Regions from separate parts of the Homo sapiens genome. Here region 1 is linked to region 2. Evidence: read pairs that join two places in POLR2A ChIA-PET (ENCODE). Cell type or tissue: K562. All regions are shown on one strand. Each heading gives the region's core, and the rest is flanking DNA. Links, peaks and the distances in the headings are about the cores only.

What was found. Peaks named below come from ENCODE experiments on the same cell type or tissue, not always from the same donor. Only the 100,000 strongest peaks of a DNase experiment are listed, where the experiment ranks them.
Region 1: POLR2A ChIA-PET joins it to region 2 with 6 read pairs; 7 of 35 experiments call an interaction of 5 or more read pairs at or near these places.

The regions. Positions count from the first base shown.
Region 1 is chr1:16,912,758-16,915,669 of GRCh38, forward strand. It overlaps a transcript of CROCC not described here. Among named protein-coding and RNA genes, the nearest start is that of CROCC, 7.7 kb to the right of the region's middle. RefSeq lists a silencer at 1,067-1,806. In K562, for the core only: no CTCF peak of the experiment used is centred there; a DNase peak (open chromatin) is centred at 1,384; H3K4me3 peaks cover 1,260 bases.
Region 2 is chr1:16,595,468-16,598,379 of GRCh38, forward strand. The region is part of intron 2 of NBPF1 (NBPF member 1); the gene reads right to left. Among named protein-coding and RNA genes, the nearest start is that of NBPF1, 17 kb to the right of the region's middle. In K562, for the core only: no CTCF peak of the experiment used is centred there; no DNase peak of the experiment used is centred there.

The sequences.
Region 1 (2,912 bases), core at 188-2,687, 320 kb after region 2:
CAGGGACACCTCAGGGAAACTGTGACCTTCCTTCCAATCTTGGTAACATCACCCTTCCACCCCAAATCCCAGGGAATGGCCCGAATCTCTCCTGACAAACAGCTCTCAGCCCTGGTCCAGGCCACAGTCTTGCTTGCACCGGGCCGGGTTTCAGAGCCCGAAGGGCACACTGGCAGCCTTTAGTGCAGTGTTTCAGATGTCACAGACAGGTTCCTCTTTGACGAAGATGGAACTTCCACTGCTTCCCTCCTACCACGCAGGAAACACAGAAGCAACCATCAGCCGAGGGCCTGCTGGCCGTTCTCTCTGGGTACTGTGTTTGGAAAAAGCACAAAATCATTAACTTAAACATGCTTTTTCAAACCAAACACATCCCTCTCTTAGCCCTGGAGATTCAGAGCTGCCTCTCCCTTTGAAAATGAATGATCTCGCCCGGGTGCAGTGGCTCACGCCTGTACTCCCAGTACTTTGGGAAGCTGAGGCGGGTGGATCGCGAGGTCAGCAGTTTGAGACCAGCCTGGCCAATATGGTGAAACCCCGTCTCTACTGAAAATACAAAAATTAGCCGAGCGTGGCGGCGGGCGCCTGTAGTCCAAGCTACTCAGGAGGCTGGGGCAGAGGTTGCGTTTAGCCAAGATCATGCCACTGCACTCCAGCCTGGGCAATAGAGCAAGACTCCCTCAAAAAAAAAAAAAAGCATGATTTCATCCAATGCCTTCAATAACAGAAGGAGGTCCAAGTCCAGTGAGAGGGTGGAACGAACATACTGTCACAGTGGAAAGGACACGAGACAGGCGCGCCACCGGGTTGAGTCTCGCGAACAAACTGAGGCCAGAGTGCCTTCCCCAGGGCTGCACGTCAGTCAGGAAAAAAAAAAGCATTCTCTCCGACAGGTCAAATCACCGAAGCCTCGGGATCGTCGCTGGGGGCTGTGACGGGGCTGGCATGAAACGTCCCTCTGTCTGGCTGGGCGATGGGTCAGTGCTCAGGAGTTTCAGGCCTTTAAGGCCCGGCCAGACCGCAGGGGGACTCTGCAGCCGGGTCGGGGTTTCGATCCTGCGCTGCGGCCTTGCAACTGCGAGGACTTGGGGGTCGTGCTTCGTTCGCCTGGTATCCTCGTTCGTGCGTGTAGGAGGCGCCTGGCTTGCCGGGCGGTGCCAGGCGGCAAGAGGGAGGGCGCACGGAGCGTGTCCGCCCAGGGCGGCCCCTGTAAGCGCTGCAGAAGCGCTGCTCCCGGCGCCCGGCCCCGCCCCAGCCTCCGCCCCACTACCGCGCAGCGCAGGCTCCGCCCCCAGTTTTCCCCGCCCCGTGGCGGGGACGCCCCGCCCGGTCCGGCCCGCTCGGCCTCGGCAGCAGCGGCTGCGGCGAAGGCGCGCGAAGGTAGGTGGCCGGGGGCGCGCGCGTGCGCGGGGGCGGGACGGACGCGCTCCCGGCGGAGGAGGCCGCGCGCCTGGGGGCGGGCTGGAGCCACGTACCGGGGCTGGGGGCGCTGTGTGTTCCGCGACTGCCGCGGCCCGGCACCGGAGGCCAGGAGAGCGTTCCCAACAGGCTCCGCGGATGCCCCGCCGCGTCCTGCCGCCCATCCTGCCCGGATTGTCGCGGGCCGGGGGCACGACAGGAGACTGGGGCCTGCAGGGCGCAGCCGTCCCTCCGCCGGCCGGGGTCCCCTCGCTCCGCGGGCGGCCGTGGGAGGCCCTCGCGACGGCCTCTGCCCCCCGCAGATGCCCTCTGCAGCTCCTGCGTGCGGGCCCCGCCCTGCACTGCCCTCCTCGTGTGGGATCCGGTTTCGTCTTCATTGCAGCCCTGCCGAGTCGGAAGCATCTCCATTGTGCGGATGGGGAAACTGAGGCCCAGAGCGCATAGTTGGGCTGGCCACGGAGGCAGGGCCGCCGGATGCTGTGCGGGGATGGGGCCCTGCACCCCTTGCGCCTCTCACCATGCGGCCTCAGGCCTCTGTGCCCGGCAGCGTCTCTGGAGTGGGCATTTTGAACGAGCTCCCTCCTGATTTTCACACAGACTTAAGCCTGACGACCATGCTGGGGCGGATGTCTGCCCCTCTGGTGACCAGGTCACAGCTCCCTTGGGAAGACGATTGACTGGGGAATGGGGACCCTGGGGAGGAGGACTTCAGGGTGCCATCTGTCTGTTTACGCCAGAAAACAGAGATTTCTGTTTTCTTTCGCTGGGCTCACAGCAGGTGCTTAATAAACAGATCTTGTGGCGGGAGCAGACGACAGCGAGGTTCAGGCAAGACTCCAGGAGTCAACCCCTGGATCTCGGAGGCTCCCCACCCGCGCACATTTCCCTGACTTAACCCTCCCCTCCCCAAGTCTTTCAGCCCTTTCCACCCAAGTGGCCCCTGTGGGGGTCACTGCCTGGTTTTCACCCTGATCTTCTGGGATGCGGCAGATGCTGGCTGGATATGTGTTCGCTGGTGTCCTTCCGTGATCCCCGTCTGTGGCTGACACCATCTGTGGCCCAACATGACCCCAGCCAGAGCCAAGGGGAATCATTTCTTTTTCCATTTAACATCCTATGTTATTACTTGGCTCTTAGCATTCATTAATTCATTCAGCAGCTCTTCATGGAGCTTTGGCCTTAGCCCATGCACTGTGGAAGTGACAGTGAGCTAAGCCAACCTGGCACTTTGGGAGGCTGAGGTGGGAGGACCGCTTGAGCCCAGGAGTTGGAGACTAGCCTGGGCAACATCTCATCTCTACAACAAGTAAAAAATTAGCCAGACGTGGTGGCACGCACCTGTGGTCCCAGCTACTCAGGAGGCTGAGGTGGGAGGATCCCTTAAGCCCAGGAGGTCAACGCTGCAGTGAGCCATGATTTTGCCACTGCACTCCAGCCTGGAAAACAGAGCAAGACCTTGTCTCAAAGAAAAAAAAAAAAAAGGAGGAGACAGA
Region 2 (2,912 bases), core at 281-2,780:
TACAGTTTATGGGATGATTCTTTCTGTTTGGTGATGAAGAAACTGAGGCACACAGAGTCTGTAACTTGCCCAAGTTCCCCTTGTTGTAAGTCCTGGAGCCAGATCTCAGGTGGACCAGTGCTTCTCTCCCCTATACCTCATTTCTGAGAAAAGGAAATCTTCTGCAATTTGACTTCTTTCATCTAACACATTTCCTCACAACATGCAGCCAGCATCATATTTTGGCCACTTACTATTAAAGTGAGATGCTTTTTTTTTTTTTTTTTTGAGACAGGGTCTTATTCTGTCACCCAGGGTGGAGTGCACTGGTGATTATAGATCACGGCAATCTTGAACTTCTGGGCTCAAGCGATCCTCCTGCCTCAGCTTTCCAAGTAGTTGGAACTATAGGCACACATCACCATTTCTGGCTAATTTTATATTTTTCATAGAGACAAGGTCTTGCTATGTTGCTCAGGCTGGTTTTGAACTTCTGGCCTCAAGCGATCCTCCCACCTAGGCCTCCAAAAGTGCTGGGATTACAGAAGTTAGCCACTGAACCTGGCCCTGAAATGCTTTTATTTCTTTCTTTTTTTTAATGAAAATACTGGACATGGAGATGTGGAAAGACACCTTGCTTTATTACTTTTGTTGTTATTATTATTTCTACAGTAGAATTTATACATCACAAAATTCACCATTTTTAAGCATACATTTCAGTGTCTTTTACCATATTCCAAAACTTTCGCAACCATCGCCACTACCTAATTCCAGAATATTTTCATAATGCCAAAAAGCATGCCTGTACCTATGGGCAGACACTCTCCAATTCCCCCCTTCTTGCGCTCTCTGACAACCACTAATCTACCTTCTCTATATATTGATGTACTTGTTCTGGGCACTTCCTCTATATGGAATAACAAAGTGTGGTATTTTCTATCTGCTTCTTAGAATATTGTTCTCAAGTTTCATCCTTTCTAGCCTGCGTCAGTACTTCAACTTTTTATGGCCAGATAATATTCCACTATATGGTTATACCACATTTTGTTTATTCATCAACTCATGGTGGTTTAAGATGTTTCCACTTTTTAACTATTAGGAATAATGCTGCTGTGAACAGCTTTGTACAGGTTTTTGAGTGAACATCTGTTTTTCATTTTCTTGGTTATAAACCTAGGAGTGCAATTGCTGCATCATATGTCACTTTATGTTTCACTTTTTGAGGAACTCACACACTGTTTACTAACTTCAGTAGCTATATCATTTTAGATTCCCAATAGTAATATATGAGAATTCCATATTCTCCATCACTTTTGAAACATGTGTTGTCTTTATTTTTTTCTTAAGTCATACTGCTGGGTGTGAAGTGGTATCTCATTTTGGTTTAAATTTACATTTTCCTAATGACGAAAAACATTGAACATCTTTGCATGTGCTTCTTGGCCATTTGTGTGTTTCCTTTAGAGAAACCTCTACTCACAGCTTTTTTTCCCCATTGTTAAATGTGGTTGTCGTTTATTGCTCAGTTATATGAATTCCTTATACACTCTAGGTACTAGACCTGTGTCAAACATACAATTTGGAAATAGTTCTCCCATTATGTGGATTATCTTTTCACTTCCTTGACAGTGTCCTTTGAAGCATACAAGTTTTTTATTTTAATGAAGTCCATTTATCTATTTTTCGGTTGTTTGTGCCTACTTAAAAAATGTCTAATCCAAAATCACAAAGATTTGTACCTAGGTTTCCTTCAAGACATCGTCTTTTGAATGAGAACTTTCCTGGGTTTTAGAGGAGGGTGGACATTGTTTATTGATGCCTCCTGTCCATTACCGATGTTTCTCTTGATTGTTATTCATATGCTCACCACCCCTCCATGGAGCATCCATGGCCTGTGACAGAGCTCTGGGGACTGATATCCTTCCACTGACTTTGGCGCTGGTGAGAGCCCTGGTCATGTGATTCAGCTTGGCCTTAACCCGACCCAGTTGCACATATTCCTCAGGCCCTTTAGAGTTGAAGTCGAGACCTCTCTGAGAACGCTTGCCAGCCCATGCTCTTCTAAGGCTGGAGCAAACTTCCTCCATCTATTCCAGACAGAGGGGACTGCAGGGGTTGGACTCACTCAAGATATCTCTGGTGTTAGAAAGAAGACCTGTTTCAGGCTTTGGGGAAGATTGTTCAATATGAACTAGGTCCTCTCTAATTATTTTTACCGTATGTGTGACTTCTTTCTAGAAACAAGGGAAGAATATTTATGTTAGAACATTTTGTCTATTCTTTGTCAATTGTTGTTTATCTACAATTTTAACATGGATAAAGGAGAGTTCAGTGTCAATATATTCTTAACAACTAATTACGGCTCATGTCCACCGCCATGCGATCATATTTAAATCTGTCAACTATCCTGTTACTTAGGTATTATCCTGTTCCTGATGAGAAAACAAACTCAGAAAGATTGCAAAATTTCCCTAGGTCACAAAACTAGTGAGGAGAGGAGTAAGAATTAGATATCCGTTCCTTTTGGCCTTCAAAGCTAACCTTGTACCATTAGATCAAACTGATTTACATACTTTTGCTGGAATTAGTCTCAGACTTGTGGTTCTCACTTGATTTTCCCAAGGAAACAGTGTGCCACTTTAATATCATTTCAAACTTTGAAATTTAAAACTCTTTTTATTATACTTTTTTGTCTTTGTTCTATTCCGTTGCTTTTGGTTTCTTCTCAACGGATCCCTCTTATTTATATGCTAAATATTTGTTACCTATTTTCTGTCAATTTTCACCTTTTTGAGTGTTTGTTATCTGTCTGTTGTATGCTAACAGTTTTTCACTGAGGTAAAATTTGCGTAGAGTATACTGCAAAAAAACCTAAAGGCACAGCTTAATAAATTTTAATATAATTATAATTGTAAAGTAACACCCAGTTAAAG